3 separate regions of the Homo sapiens genome follow, and regions 2 and 3 are each linked to region 1. Evidence: chromatin contacts called from ENCODE Hi-C or POLR2A ChIA-PET data. All regions are on one chromosome and are shown on one strand. The core of a region is the stretch at or near the end of the contact, and the rest is flanking DNA. Distances in the headings are between cores, read along the strand shown.

Evidence for each region. Hi-C counts contacts between places; a loop is a spot of excess contacts on that map. ChIA-PET counts read pairs that join two places held with the same protein, here RNA polymerase II (POLR2A). Pooled maps may share reads with other maps.
Region 2: a loop to region 1 is called in a map of posterior cingulate gyrus, with 3 times the contacts of the local background. The contact joins two enhancer-like sites. A Hi-C loop is called at or near these places in 5 of 168 maps with a recorded cell type or tissue (Panc1, aorta, endothelial cell of umbilical vein and 1 more) and 8 of 50 pooled maps. POLR2A ChIA-PET finds 5 or more read pairs at or near these places in 1 of 52 experiments (A549).
Region 3: a loop to region 1 is called in a map of ascending aorta, with 1.9 times the contacts of the local background. The contact joins two enhancer-like sites. A Hi-C loop is called at or near these places in 5 of 168 maps with a recorded cell type or tissue (aorta, ascending aorta, cardiac septum and 2 more), 1 of 37 single-sample maps with no recorded cell type and 14 of 50 pooled maps. POLR2A ChIA-PET finds 5 or more read pairs at or near these places in 4 of 52 experiments (K562, MCF 10A and activated CD4-positive, alpha-beta T cell).

The regions. Positions count from the first base shown.
Region 1 is chr16:82,697,197-82,702,258 of GRCh38, reverse strand. The region is part of intron 1 of CDH13 (cadherin 13); the gene reads right to left. Among named protein-coding and RNA genes, the nearest start is that of MIR8058, 11 kb to the right of the region's middle. RefSeq lists an enhancer at 1,988-3,187. Within about 2 kb of position 2,363, at least 5 of the 41 ENCODE cell types and tissues checked have a DNase peak (open chromatin) inside an H3K27ac peak, as active enhancers do; they include ascending aorta and endothelial cell of umbilical vein, where a contact is called at or near this core.
Region 2 is chr16:82,759,107-82,764,168 of GRCh38, reverse strand. All of the region lies in intron 1 of CDH13 (cadherin 13), which reads right to left. Among named protein-coding and RNA genes, the nearest start is that of MIR8058, 73 kb to the right of the region's middle. Within about 2 kb of position 2,773, at least 14 of the 41 ENCODE cell types and tissues checked have a DNase peak (open chromatin) inside an H3K27ac peak, as active enhancers do; they include endothelial cell of umbilical vein, where a contact is called at or near this core.
Region 3 is chr16:82,733,217-82,738,278 of GRCh38, reverse strand. The region is part of intron 1 of CDH13 (cadherin 13); the gene reads right to left. Among named protein-coding and RNA genes, the nearest start is that of MIR8058, 47 kb to the right of the region's middle. RefSeq lists an enhancer at 1,837-4,275. Within about 2 kb of position 2,911, at least 4 of the 41 ENCODE cell types and tissues checked have a DNase peak (open chromatin) inside an H3K27ac peak, as active enhancers do; they include ascending aorta, where a contact is called at or near this core.

The DNA of each region.
Region 1 (5,062 bases), core at 1,114-3,613:
AGGAGGCTTTTTGGGGTGGAAGGCATTTGAGCTGCGTTTACAGAGTGAACACATCTGCAACAGCCACAGAGGGTGTTTCAGGCAAGGGAAAAGCATGGATCTCAGCAGCAGAGCAAACACGCAGCACACACAGAAAAGGAGCCATTTAGAGCAGGGGACTCTGGTTCTTCGCATTCAAGGACAGAAGGCCAAGTGGGAAAGGTGAGTTGGATGGGGTGACAGAACACCTTGAGTGCCATAAGCAACGATTATTTGCTCTTTGTAAGCCGCTTATTCATGTCCTTGCTCCAAGAACAGCCCTCCAATTTCCTCGGGGAAACTGCACCCACCCATCCTGTATTCTAAGTCCACGTGGCTGGGTAGAGATGAAGTCCCAACTTCTGTGTCTTCAGAAGAGGGGAGGTGACTAAGTCCTGGCTAATCAGAGCATCCTGTCCCCTTGTTCATAGCAAATGGTTGAAGGATGGGCACGTGACATGTTAAGAGCCAATAAAATTTATTTCTAAGATTTGTATGGAAAGTGTTAGGAAGAGAGAACACTTCTCTCCACTGGAAATGCTGAGGATGGGCTGTGAGTCTGGGATTGCTGCTGGAAGCCACGTTATCACCACAATGAGACATGTGATCACAGAGCACAGCCAAAAAAAAAGGAAGGACTGCTGACAGAAAAAGCAAATAGGACATATTCCTGATGACAAGTCTAAGGTCTAGCCTTCATGAAAGCTAAATCAACTCCAGGTTTGCCAGTTGTGCAATCTACTAAACACCTCCTTTCTTTTCCCTGAAAGCTAGTCTGGAGTAGGTTTCTATCACTTGCAATCAGAAGACAGAATGACAATGCATGTCAAACACCCAGAGAAGAAGGAGCACACAGAAATGTTAAAAGTCTTAGTAATCAGGATGGAAGTCAAAGTTGTAGAAAAATTATAAGTTGGATGGAAAAAGAGATCATGGCAAAAGGACCCCGTGGTCCATCTAAGAAAAATAGGACCTTGAACTAGGGCCATGCCCAAGGTTGAAAGGAGATGTGGATTTGAGAAATATTTCAGAGGTAGCATCAACAGGATTTAACAGCTAATATTAGTAGAAGGTGAGGAAGAGAAAGAAATAAAAAATTACTCAGAAGTTTCTAACTTTGGACATTGAGGGGATGGTAATGTCATTAGCTGCAATGAGAGAAAAAAACAGGAAGAGGAACTGACTCATGGAGGAGATAAGAAGTTTGCTTTTGAGCACATGCAACTGGGGCTATCCACAGGACAGCAGTTTGGAGATGCCCGGGGCGGGGGGGGGGGGGGGGGGGCGGGTTCCAGCACTTACAATGGTGCACGTAATGCACTGTAAAGAGAAGCAAATTACATGGCCTTTTCTTTGTAGATTTAGAGATCAGATTAGTGTTCTGAATAGTAATCATTTGGGATAGCGGCTATATAGAAAACACAACTTGATGTATTGGGAAGTCATACCAGAAAACAATTAAAATGCATCCTGTCAGGAACATAATCACTGAAATCCTTTGTGAGGGCAAAGAGGAGGGTGAGACTCAAAACAGGATGAGAAGCTGTGATCTTCTCACAGTTGCTTTCTCTGACTGTTTTTGAAATTCTAGGACAGGACTGAAAACCTGAGATTCTTAGAAATGATTAAGTTTAACCCAAATCCAGACTTCTTAATCCCTGGGGATGGACATTTACACATAGAAAGACACACAGACACACACACACACACACACACACACTTACTAGCCCTAATTCTTGTATCTTCCTTAATAATAAAGTTTGACTTTATTATTTGAAAATACAAGCTAATGTCCACTTATGTACATTATACACATACACGGTAACTCTTCACTGGTGGGGATACTTTCAAAAATCTCCTCTGCATAGAACGTTGGTCACGTTTTACGCATGGTACTGATTCTCATCGTCTGTTCTTTAAAGTGTTCTCTCATGGGATGCCCTGTGAACAAAAGGGTTCCCAGGTCAAGTAGATTTGGAAACTGCTGCACATTCTAAACCCTTCTTGGAAATTCAGTATGCACATTCACAGATTAAAGCCTCTGAGAAGTCCCGCAGGAAAAATTCATTTAAATTTCTTTAACCTAAATGATCCCCAATATGTTCAGCCATATTTGTCTTTGATGCTATAACCCTTCTCAGCATCCTGATGAACTAATATCCATAAAATATACTTTGTGTCACCCTAGTAAAGACCAAACTTCTGTAACAGGCGAACTTCTAGAGTAAGCCAATCTTAGCCAAGTTGGGATAAATCAACAAAGCTCTCTGGCAACTTGCAGGCAAATGCCCAGCCAACTAATTGGATGACTCATTTTATTTTCCTTTTTCGGAAAACTGTTGAAACATTGCATCAGTGTCACCCATGTGGACCTTCATAAGCTGTATTATTTATTGTTTGTAAAAACTAGATGGGACATTCCTCTCTCAACAGCTAAATGACATTTGGCATAGACAAAAGAGATTATCTTAATATCCTGTTACGTTTGTTCTGTGGCACTGTTTGGATTGTGGGTGGGAGAAGGTAAAACAGTAAAAGCTATGTTTGTGGATTAAGTGTAAGGATGCAAAATGTGTGTACTGATTACATTTTGGTTCAGCAGAAATGTCATAATCACCATGAAGACTTGTTTTATGCACATTCTCTTAAATACCATTTCTAAAAGGTTCTTAGTGGAGAGGAAATCTTGCTGGAAGGCAGAGTTATGACACGCATTAAGGGTGGCCATGTTAATGAAGTGGAGCAAGGGAAATGGGACCTGGGAATCGGCTGCCTCACCTTCTTTGCCCTTGAAATCAGCCTCCTCTCAGTCTGGGCTGGGTTGAAATTAACATAATGAGATGGCTTCTCTCCACTTGCAGAGTGTATGTTCTCAGGAGGATGGAGCTGAATGCACTCCCTACTACCGGTGGTCCTCCTGGAAGCTTAGTTCTCAGAGGCAGAGGACACAAGCAGCTGTCCTTGGCAGGGCAACCTCAGGTAATCATCAGTGACCCTCCCTGGCCCTACTACAGCCTGAATCCCAGTTTCATCACATAAGTTCCCATCTCTCCCCATATGAAAGGGGAGCTATTAGAAATATCCACCTTCAACAATCAGGCTTCTATGAAGATCAATTAAATGACAAGTATCAAAATGTCTTTTGCCAACAGAATATTGTATATTATTATTAGTATGAAGATGTTTTTTCTTCTTAAACTAGGGATGAACAAACTACGGCTCACGGGCCAAATGTGGCATGCAGTCTATTTTTATACAGCCTGGAAGCTAAGAATATCTCTGTTTTTTTACATTTTTAAAGGATTATTAAAAGAAAAAGGATAATAAGAAAAGGAAAAGAAGTAAAAAAAGAATATAGAACAGGGCCTGTACGTGGCCCCAAAGTCTAAAATATTTACTATCTGTCCTTTTAAAGGCAATGTGTGTGAACCCTTCTTAAACAGAGAAAAACTAGCTATTTCTTTGGCTTCCTGTAATAGATTGTAAAAAATGTTCCGATTCTTCACGCCCCCCTGTGCCATGGAGCTATTCAGTGCCCTCCCTCTTTGACAATGGGCTCAGCCATGGGATGTTTGGCCAGTAGATTGCTTGCTGAACAGGCTTGAAAATCACCTGTAGAATTGAGCTTGTCTCTCATGCCTCCTCCAATGCTCTAAAAACATGCCCAAGCTACACTGCTACAATATGGGAAAGTCACGGAGCAAAGCCCACCTCAAATACGTGAACAAGCTCAGCTAAGATCAGCAGAGCCACCTAACTGATGGCTGAGCCCATATGCATGGGCAGTGAGCACTGCTTGTTAATATACTACCAAGGTTTTGTAGTTGTCTGTCACAGAGCAAAAGCTACCTGATACATTCTCTTCCTTTTTCCCACCATCTACAGAGAGTACCCAGGAGATAGAGTTCTTTGCCTTGGTCTTCACTAAAAGCAAGCAATCCCAACCAGCTTTCACCTTTGTTTTTGAAGGCAAACATATGCTTGACATGCAAAGACTCTTCCAACCTGGCAGAAAACACTAAAGAGACTAGAGATAGCACTGCCTTAGAATTCAAGAGCTCATTCTTACCAATGCTCCAATCTTCCATACTTTGAACATGGTATTCCTAGGCCTACAGCAACAGTTAGAACCTGCCTGTCCAAGTTAAATTCCATGAGTCTCCACTCATTCATTCATTCATTCATTCATCCATTCAACAGATACTTCTTTATAGCCCCTATGTGCCAATCACTGCGCTGGAACATTAACATGCAGCCATATCCTCAAGGAGCTCATCTATGGGGTAGATTACATCCTCCAGTCTTTGTTTCCTCCTCACCAGCACTGTCATGTTGGGGCAACAATAAACAGTATAGTTCCACAGCTTTATTACAAGCTATTATCAGCAGTGCAAATATAAATTCTATATATTCAAAACCATTTGGCTATGTTTTGAATTCATGAAAAAACTTACACACACACACACACACACACACACACACACACACACACACACACACAATGCCTCGGCCCAGCCAGGTGCGGTGGCTCACGCCTGTAATCCCAGCACTTTAGGAGGCCGAGGCAGGTGGATCATGAGGTCAGGAGTTTGAGACCAGCCTGGTCTACATGGTGAAATCCCGTCTCTACTAAAAACACAAAAAATTAGCTGGGCATAGTGGCGGGCACCTGTAATCCCAGCTACTCAGGAGGCTGAGGCAGAAGAATTGCTTGAACCCGGAGGCAGAGGTTGCAGTGAGTCGAGATCACGCCACTGCACTCCAGCCCCAGTGACAGAGTGAGACTCTGTCTCAAAAAAAAAAAAAAAAAAAAAAAAGAAAAAAGAAATGCCTTGGCCCCCTTAAAGGTGATTAAAGGATGTTGGAGGATAGTCTGGGGTGAGAGTGACAAAGCCTCATCTTGTTCTCTTCAGATGGAAATCACCAGTACCTGGGAATATGGATCAACTGTGCTATTAACTTTACCCAAACCACCTTAAAACTGAATCATGAATATACAACGCCTTCTTTGATGACATAGTGTGGTGGTTTTGAAATATATCCA
Region 2 (5,062 bases), core at 1,524-4,023, 62 kb before region 1:
AACAGCAATAATAATACAAATAACACCTACTTTGTAGCTTCTGGTGAGAATAACATGTGAAAAGGAACAAGCCAGGTCTACGGTCTGGGCAGTAATAAAAGGTTGATGCATTAGCGCATACTAAAACAAGCAGTTTGGAATGTGAGATGCAACCAGTCCTTGTCACTCTACCCCTTTCCTTTTCAAATCCAGGGATGGCCAGGCACAGTGGCTCACACCCGTAATCCCAGCACTTTTGGAGGCCAAGGAAGATGGATTGCTTGAGCCCAGGAGTTCAAGACCAGCTTGGACAACATGGCAAAACCCTATCTACAAAAAATTACCTGGGCGTGGTGGTGTGCACCTATAGTCCCAGCTACTGGGGAGGCTGAGGTGGGAGGATCACCTGAGCCTGGGCAGAGGAGGCTGCAGTGAGCTGTGATCGCACACTGTGCTCCAGCCTGGGTGATAATAGTGAGACTCTGTTTCAAAAAATACGTGAGTAATAAAAATAAAAATAAAATCCAGAGGCTCATTATATATCTATTGAAAAGACAGATATCAACTCATGTATTCACTGTTGTTGTTTTCAATAAATTATCATTGTCAAATATATGCAGACATTGCATTTTTAAGTAAATAATATGTTTTGACTGAAATTGTTGGCCAGTGGCTCTCATCTCCATGTGAACCTTTTCATTTTTTCTTTCATTCAGCAAACAGTTGTTGAGTGTTCACTATGTCACAGGTGCTCTGCCAGGATTAGGAATTAAACAGAGACCAAGACAAGCAGAGAGCCTGTATTCACAGAGCATGTATTCCAGAGGAGGAGGTGGAAAATAAGCAACTTATAAATGATTTACTGTGTCAGGAAATAAGTGCTGTGAAGAAAAAGCAAAGCAGGATAAAGGGACAGAGAGTGATAGGAGACAGGAGGCACGTTGATTTATGTAGGGTAACCTGTGCAAAAAGAGGATGTTTAAGTAAAGATTCTAATTGAAAGAAAGAGCAAGGCTTACAGATACTGGGTGGGGCAGGTCAAGCAGCAAGAGCAGCACATACAAAGGCCCTGCGGTACAAGGACGCCTGGGGTGTTCTGGGGCTGGTGAGGCCCAAGGTCCATACTCACATGCTTATATAAAATCTATAAATGTCAAGGTACTGCTGGTTATTTTTTCACACAGTAGCACCACGAATGTCCTGTTTTGTACTTGCAATCTTAGAGCAGTTCATGTACCTCCCGGAAAGCATAGGAGATAATTATCTTTCCTAAAAAACATCATTAATCCACTTTAAGGACTCCACAATAATGGCTATTAATGAAGAGAGTGCCCACCCAAACCACCCCTGGCATCCCCAAGCATGAGAATCTGTTGATGAGAAAGACATTTCCAAACACATGCAAAGACAGCAGAACTCTTCTCTTCCTCTTTCTCCAACACAGCAGGTCTTTGCTTTTGGCACCCAAGTTTTGCTCAAGGCATTCCAGGGAACCCCTCCAGGAAGTCCAGTACGCCCACTGTTTGGCCAGGGGATTTTAATAAACAGTCATGGAAGCAGTGACCCAGCCAGGAACATGACCATCACCAAGAACACCAAGATGGGGAGAAGTGCAGATCAAGAAGCAAAGCTGAGAGTCTGGCTTCTAATTAGTAGAAAGTTAAAGTCATTTTGAATCATTAGAATTACTGACTTAGGGGTTTATTAAATAACATCCTCTCACATACATTTTCTATTAATACTCTGTGGTAGCTCCCTTTAGCTACAGCACTTGAGAACTTTGTGCATTAAGAGATAATATTTTAGAAAATCACAGGTATATTTTGTGCCAAGAAGTACAAGCTTGAATAATTTTCTTTTTATGAATAGTAGATAACAATTTAGAAGTAATCAATTCTAACGGCACAGAAGTCTTAAAAATCCTCAGCATCAGATCATCGTGGGAGCAGAAAGAGAATCTTAGTAATCATTACATTCAACCTCTTCATTTCATCTTTGGGAAGAGAGAGTAGCAGGGTGAAGTCCGATGTGCAGGTCACTTGGGGGAAAAGAAGGGGACTGCAGCCAGCAGTCCAAGGTACTCTCTCTTGCCTAGCTGCTTCCTTTCTAGCTTCCGATTTGTGGTTTCACTTTCCAGCTCCACTTGACACAGTCTGTAAAAAATTCAGCAAGGCTTTCAAGTGCTTAAATTGCCATTTCTCTTTGTCTTTTAGCTTTTGTGCCTTTAATGCATATCTCACCTGTGAAAACTCAGTGTAAACAGAAACCATTTTTCTTATTATCTAAAGTTATTATATTTTGATATTTTTCCTACTAGGATGTGTGTGTATGTGTCTGTGTGTGTGTATAAAAAATCATAAGTCATGATAAAAAAATCTTTTAGACATCACTTCAAATCTCACAGCTTTGAATCATTCTCACTCTTAGCCCTCAAAAATATGTCAAATTCTCCTCATCACAATGCAACTTGGAAAAACACTAACTTAAACAAGTGGAAGTTGTTGAGATATGAAACAAGTGAAAAATATTTTTTGGAACTTTATGTGACTTTTAATTATATCTAATCACAAGCCTACAAACTGCCAGTTAATTGTTGCCTTCCCTTGGCCTTGTTCAGCATATTCATGATGCAATGCCATGTGATGAAACCAACTGATCCCAAATAATTGATTGAGAAGTAGCCTTCTGAGGTAGAAAGAACATGAAAGCTAAGTTTAGACAGCACTGACTCTGAACATCAGAAGTTGGCTGGCTGCCCCACACTCTGTGACTAAATGTTCTCATCTGAGGAATGAAAAATAAGTAGTATTTATCCTACTGGTTGTGACATGATTTGGATATTTGTCACCTCCAAATCTCATGTGTTGAAATGTGCCGGGCATGGCGGCTCACGTCTGTAATCCCAGCACTTTGGGAGGCCGAGGAGGGCAGATCACCTGAGGTCAGGAGTTCAAGACCAGCCTGGCCAATATGGTGAAACCCCGTCAAAAATACAAAAATTGGCCAGGTGTGGTAGCACATGCCTGTACTCCCAGTTACTTGGGAGGATGAGGCAGGAGATTCACTTGAACCTGGAAGGCAGAGGTTGCAGTGAGCTAAGATCATGCCACTGCACTCCAGTCTGGGTGACAGAGTGAGACTCCAAAAAAAAAAAAAAAAAAAAAAAAAAAAAGAAAGAAAGAAATGTGAACCCCAGAGTTGGAGGTGGAGGCTGGTGGGAGATATTTGGCTTATGGGGGTAGATCCCTCCTGAATGGCTTCCTGCCAACCCTGCGATCATGAGTGAGTTCTCCCTCTATTAGTTACTGCAAGATCTGATTGTTGAAAAGGGCCTGGCACTTCCTCCTCTCTCTTGCTCTCTCTCTCACCATGTGACATGCCTGCTCCCCCTTCACCTTACACCATGATTGTAAACTGCCTGAGGCCCTCACCAGAAACAGATGCTGGCACCATGCTTCTTGTACAGCCTGCAGAACCGTAAGCCAAATAAACCTCGTTTCTGTAAATATTACGCGGCCTCAGGTATTCCTTTATAGCAACACAAAAGGGACAAATACAGGTGCTATCAGAGTCATATAGAAATAACTTCTGTTTCCCTCTTGTATGATTCCTAGTATGCAGTAAAGACACTCAATAAATACCATATAACTGGTACATTTTTGTAAACAGGGTCCAAACTATGAATCTCCTAAAGTAAGGTGTTGTAATGCCATAATATTAATAAAAGTACAAAATTTTTCAGTTGGTCTCTACTCATAAAATCATAAGATAAACAATGGTGAATTTTACACTAGATGCAAATGACAGTGTATCAAATGACTATGATGTGGCCACTTCCTAAGCCCAATGCCTCTTCCGACCTTCCAGCAAAAAGATAAGAATTCATCTCTCCCTGTTATTTTGATAACAGGCTAATTGCATTTTTGCGGGGGCGGTACTATGTTCCTTCTACCCCCTCAGTAAGTACCCGCAATGAGCCGGGTGCTTATGTCTAACTGGCACAGATATGCCTATGTGTGGAGCAGCCCTGAAATAGGTGTTCTGGAAAATATTTGTGTTCCAGAAAAACTCTATGCTTAGGAAAATTGTGCAATAAAATCATAAGGATTTTGGAAAAGACAAGATTAGAGTAGAATGCTCCAGATCTTTGCAACTTTGTAATCACATAATTATTGCAAATAATAATTATAATCATAATTTTTAAACCTGGTGTGTTTGAGAAGACATAAATTGTTGATAAATGAAAACTTACAGTAAATATAAGGCTTTCCCTTTAAAAAATGTGGATTGGGGCTTGGTAGACGGGTTATAAGGAAAGGGTGAATCTGCTGAATTATGGCAACAGAGGCGCAGTGCGTCAGGATAGGGGAGAATTACTCAATAAGCACTTCTAAGACAGAGGATTTGGCAAGTGAGTCAAGAGGCAGAACCTATTTGAATTCTATAGACCATTCTCTATTCTTTTGAGGTGTGCTGCATTCAGCTATATTAGTATACATTCCTTTAATTGCCGCTTCTTGTTAAGGCAAAATATCAATTTTCTATGGAATACTGCATATGGACCAAAGTCATTTTTATGTTATATTATACATATATATTATATATGTGTATACATATGTATATTATATTCATGTTATATTATACATATACATATATGTATATATTACTACATATTAATATACAATCCCCTATTTAACCAATTACCTATGAGTTTTTGCCTTACAGAAACATTCAGTATATTAGAAACAGACTTCATTTAGATGAAGACCATAATGCATTGGTCCCTACACTGTTAGCTCCTGATCTTCCCTAAAATGGGTGTAGTATTTTATTGTCTCAGTTTGAATAATCCCAAAAGCAAAGCCTGAGGCAAGGATTTTGGAGCAGAGAATATATTTGGGAAGTACAAGTGAGGAGGTGTGAAAAATGAGGCAGAGAAGGGAGATACACAAATAAAGTTTATATTAAAAATCAGGTTTCTGCTCACTCCCAGTGGGGACACTCTAAGGAGCTGTGTGGAACCTGACTCACAATTGTCTCACAGGAAGCCGGGCCATTTATCCACTGACTCTCAACAGTTAAG
Region 3 (5,062 bases), core at 1,662-4,161, 35 kb before region 1:
CATATTGGCCATGCAGTTACGTTTATTTTTACAATGGAAGTGACTGATTTTTTTTATTGCTATTTCACTTTTCACCACAAAGCACCCATCATATTCTTGCAAGAAACTCTTTGAGAGCAGACTAACTCTTAGCCCATCTCAGAGGACAGACTGTCATGAAACCTAACGAATGTGTGACAAGTGGCTAGTTTAGCAAGATCAGTAAGCTCTAGAGGTCTGCTGTACAACACAGCGCCTGTAATTGACAGTACTGCATTGTGCACTTAAACATTTTATTAAGAGGGTAGATTGCATGGTGGGTGTTCTTACCACAAACAAATCAACAAACACTGGAGGGGCATAAGGAAACGTTTGGAGGTGAATGATATTGGAAGCCTTGATTATGAAGCTGATGGTTTCACCAGTGCTTGTATATATCCAAACTCATCACACTGTATACATTAAACCGGAGCAATTTTTTGTAGGTCAATTATACCTCAGTAAAGCTGTTTACAAAAAAGAAATGCAGTGAAAGAACCTAGAGTTTATAGAGGAAGAGGAAAAGGAGAAAAAAGTATGGGGAAGGTGTCCTCTATAGAACTAAGGGCAGGTTCTGCCAGGCCAAATCTCTGTGTCTGGGGTCATCAGTCAAAAATCAAACAGAGCAGAATTGAAAAGCTACCCTCAAATCCCCACCACACTATAAACCTTCTCTGCATTGAAATATGTTGCTTAAGTATGAAATGCAAGACCGTTGGGGCAGTGGTTGATATTGAGATCATTTTGAAACAAGTCATCAGACCACCCCTCTCTTCCACACTAAGGAGCACGTTTCAAGGATTATATTTCTTTTGTTCAGTGGGAGGTAAAACAGACGCTGTGGTATCACACAACGGTGGGTGAAATGGAAATAACATGGAAGGGCAAAGGAGAAAAATATAGTGATGGATGAGTTGACAGCACATGACCCCTGGGTCCATCTGAGAGCAGCAAAGAGAGAGACATGGGAGAGGGCTCCATCTTGACCCTCAGGTCTCCACCTGGATGACCAAGTGAATGGAAATAGCATTAAATAAAATTAGTCAGAATGAGTTTGACTCCTGATATGATGAGTTCACATGCCTTTGGGACATCCAGGTGCCCAGCACACAAATGAAATTGTTCTAGAGGGTTCAAGGCTTAAGATAAAGATTCAGGCATTATCTCCTAAATGAAACTATGACAAGATAACTTGAAACTAACACTGATGGAGAAGGCATAGAAAGTCAGAGAATATTTTTAAGAATCACTTAGGTGTTGGGAAGAGGAAAAGGAATGCAGAGAGGCAGAAAAGGAATATTCAGAGGGGAGGAAGAAACACGATTATGCTGCATCTGAGAAGTGAAAGGTGGAGGAACTGCCCAACTACAACACAATGAAAGGATTGAGGAAGACAACCAAGAGAGGCCATCTGACCAGGTGTGGGAACCCCATCAAGAGTCCTTCTCTTAAAGTGGTGGGAAAAGATAGCAGATCAAATTGCCCGAAGGAGTGAAAGGGTAAGAGAGTGAGTGTATCCTAAGAAGGTGGAGAGAGTGACTGTGTAGCCTGATTTTTCTAAAAATTTATTGGTGATAAACATCAGAAAAATTATCGTATTAACCATGGGAGACTTGAACAGATTTAAGCTAGCGGAGAGAGGAAAAAAATACCATCACAAAATGAACCTTAACAAGTATTTAGTGGGTTCCTAATATGTACCAGGCATTGGAATGGGATGCTGCCCCATGGCTCTTATGTCTGTGTGTGGCAGTGCTCTGTTTATTTTTACCATTAGCTCACCACAGCAAGAATTGCAACTTGTTCATCAATGCATCTGGGAAGGCTAGCATTGTGTCTGACATGTAACAGCCCCTGCAAACTTTTCTAGAATTAATGAGTGGCACCGTGTCAACCTTTAAGAAGTTCTGTTTTTTTCTTCCCTTAACAACTCCGCTTTGTCTTTGGGCCTTCCTTAACCTCCAGAGTTAAACATGTTTCAAGGATTATATAAATATATTTAGTTAGGCATCCACCCACCCAGGTGCCCATTACACCCTGGGTGTTCTTCCATCAAAGCAGTTTAAAGAGAGAAAAATCAACAAGTGGCTTCGAGATTTTGACCAGTCCCTAAGCAAAGGAGAAACATAGAAAGCAAAACCTCAGCGCAGCTTACTGACTAGTTTGGAAACTCAGGGGAATTAATTTCTTATGCACTTCAGGTTTTTCATGAATCGCTTTTATTGGTTCTCTTTTTACTCTTGCAGGTTTTCCCAGGGCTAGACTGACTAGCTTGGCTGAATTCAAATGAGCAGAGAAACCTCTAAATCAGCCTAGTGAGTATAGCGTCTGGTTTTTCTCGTGCTGTCAATCTCATGTAAATAGCCAAGCCATGCACATTGTAAGCAAAGCCCATTAGATTCTATTGGCTGGCTTGGCACCCAAGTTAAAAATGAAACTTGCTAAAGAGTCTACCCAGCAAATAGCTTTTCTTTGGCAGAACGCTGCTGTTCAACTTGGGAAGGAATGTGATAAAGTGCTTTACTGGATGGCAACATTGTGGTCTCGCTTTCCTCAGATCACAGTGGGATAATGAAGCTGGAATCCATTTAAACCTTCCATTTCACCCCACACAGCTCATAGACACTGTGTCAAACCACATCACACTGCAATAAATGTGCTAAAATCTATAAGCTTATTCATCTATTACACATAGTACTCTGTCAGATTGGAAACAAATTATGGAATACAATTTCTTGATTTGCCCACTCATGTAGCTTTAGCAGAATCTCAAATCCAAGGCGATACTCTAGTTCATGAAGTCGCATAAATAACTGTATTGTTTCATGCCAAGTTTAGCAACACAACATTCTTGCTATGAATAGCACAGTCACTGCAGGGACAGACCCAGCCATGTGACAAGGACTTATCTGCCCTGTCTGGTGTGACAGCTTCTATTCCTGTCACTGAAGCATTTGTGATTGGAACGTTTGTGATTAAATAGTGTTCCTTCTGTACACCCTGGAAAATGATGAGCACAGGTAAACCTAAGCTAAGCAAAGACTGTCATGGATGATAATCAATGGGTGGGGAGATTTAATAACATAGACTGAATCTTTGAAGCCTTTCCCCTTGGCTTGTTTCCTTTTACTTTGCTCCTTTAAGGTGATCTTAGGCCATGGAGAATATATGAAAGCTTTACCTTCAAAAGAGAGAGTCTGCCAACTCTTGGCCACCTCCTGGTTCAAGCCACCTTCATCTCTCAGTTAGATTTCCGGAGTAGCCTCCTAATTAGTCTTGCTTTAGCTGTTACTCCCTACATCCTCTATGTGCTGGACATTGTGATGTGCCCCCAAGATCCTACTTCAATGCAGGACCCATGGCACCAGCTGCTGGGAGTGCGGTCAGCAGGCAGCCCTCGGCTCTCAGCTTCTCAACAATCACCCAGGTGATGCTCCTTCCTTGTAACTGTTGTTGCCATTGAAAGACCTATATTCAATGACCGATCAACACTGGAGTATAAAGGCCTGTCTGTCTTGGGCCAAACAGGGTCAATTCTGAAGCTCCTAGAGAGTGGCCAAGGTTGCCATTGGTCTGTATCATAGCTGGACTTCTCCCTCTGCTCACTCCTGCTTCCTGCCCCTGCTTTCCATAGGTGTTGGCCCTGAATGCTAAACTCCATCTCAGAGTTGCTTCTTCAACCTAAGACAGTGGATGTATCACAAAGAGCGAGAGTCCTCCTGTTAACACTCTGCAGAATCCTCCCTCTCTCCCCTACAGTGGCCCCCACGTGCCCAGGCCCTGCCCTCCACTCACCCCTTTGCCCATTCTGTTGCAGGCGCACCTGCCTCCTCAAACACACTAGGCATATTCCCATCCTGAGACTCCTATGTGCTGCCTGTCCCCTCTCCCTGGAAAACTCTTCTTCTAGATGTAGGTGGACACATTTTTTTTTTCTATAAAAGGCCAAATAGTAAACATTTAAGTTTTTCTGGGCCACAGGATTGCAACTGCTTAACTCTGCCATTTGAACACAAAAACAGACACAGATAGTGCATAAACTAATGGGCCTGGCTGAGATCCAATGGAACTTTATTCATGAAAACAAGTAGTGGGCCAAAGTTGGCCCATTGGCCATGTTGCTGACCATGACCCCAGATGGTCCTGTGGTTCCTGCACCTCCTTCAGGTCTCAACTCAAACACTTTCTTCCTTCTGAAATCCCAGCTCCAATATTAGTTCTCTTCCCACCTTATTTTCTCCACAGCCCTCATTGCTATCTGGTATACTCTGTTTTCTCTACAGTTCTGTCATCCTCTCTTTTCCCTAAGAAGTAAGTGCCATCAAGGCAGGGATTTTGCTTGCTTTGTGTTCCTAAGCAAAGTCACTGGTTCATGATAGGTGCTATGTACTTATTTGCTGAATGCAAGAATAAGTGCATACATATTCAGGCAACTGGGTATTTTATCCAGTTTTTGTTTTGTGTTAAGTAGTGTGTTTCTTTTCTCTTCATATCTTAAGCAGTTCCTTTTGCCATTTATATCCTGGTAGAGTTTGGTGCTTAAAAGCATAAGCCTTACTAAAAGACCCCCTGGAGATTTAAACCCCAGCTCAGTCACCTGTTGGGTCTGTGACCTTGAGCATCTATAGAACCTCACTAAGCCTCAGTTTTCTCATTTGTAAGATGAAGATGGAATGTTGAATGTCTCATAGGATCAAGATGATGAAAAACACTCAGCACAGAACCAGTCACCTATCACTTAATGAGAGCTCTACACAGCCAAATCATGAACTCTTTCCCTTGGTTAGTATTCTTCCCAGAGAAGATAATGATCATGTTTACAAATTGGGTCATATGCCTTTAAACAAAAACTCACATATACACGCAATAGATCATTTGATTTTTTTTTACATAGCAAAAATAAATTATAATAAGAAAAACAGAACAATTAGAATGACTATTTATGGACAACTCACTCCGTGTCTGCTGCTGGGCTGATAACTTTACATGTTAGCCTCCACACAATCGACAATGCAATGGGGAGGACCAGTGAAATGATTTTCTG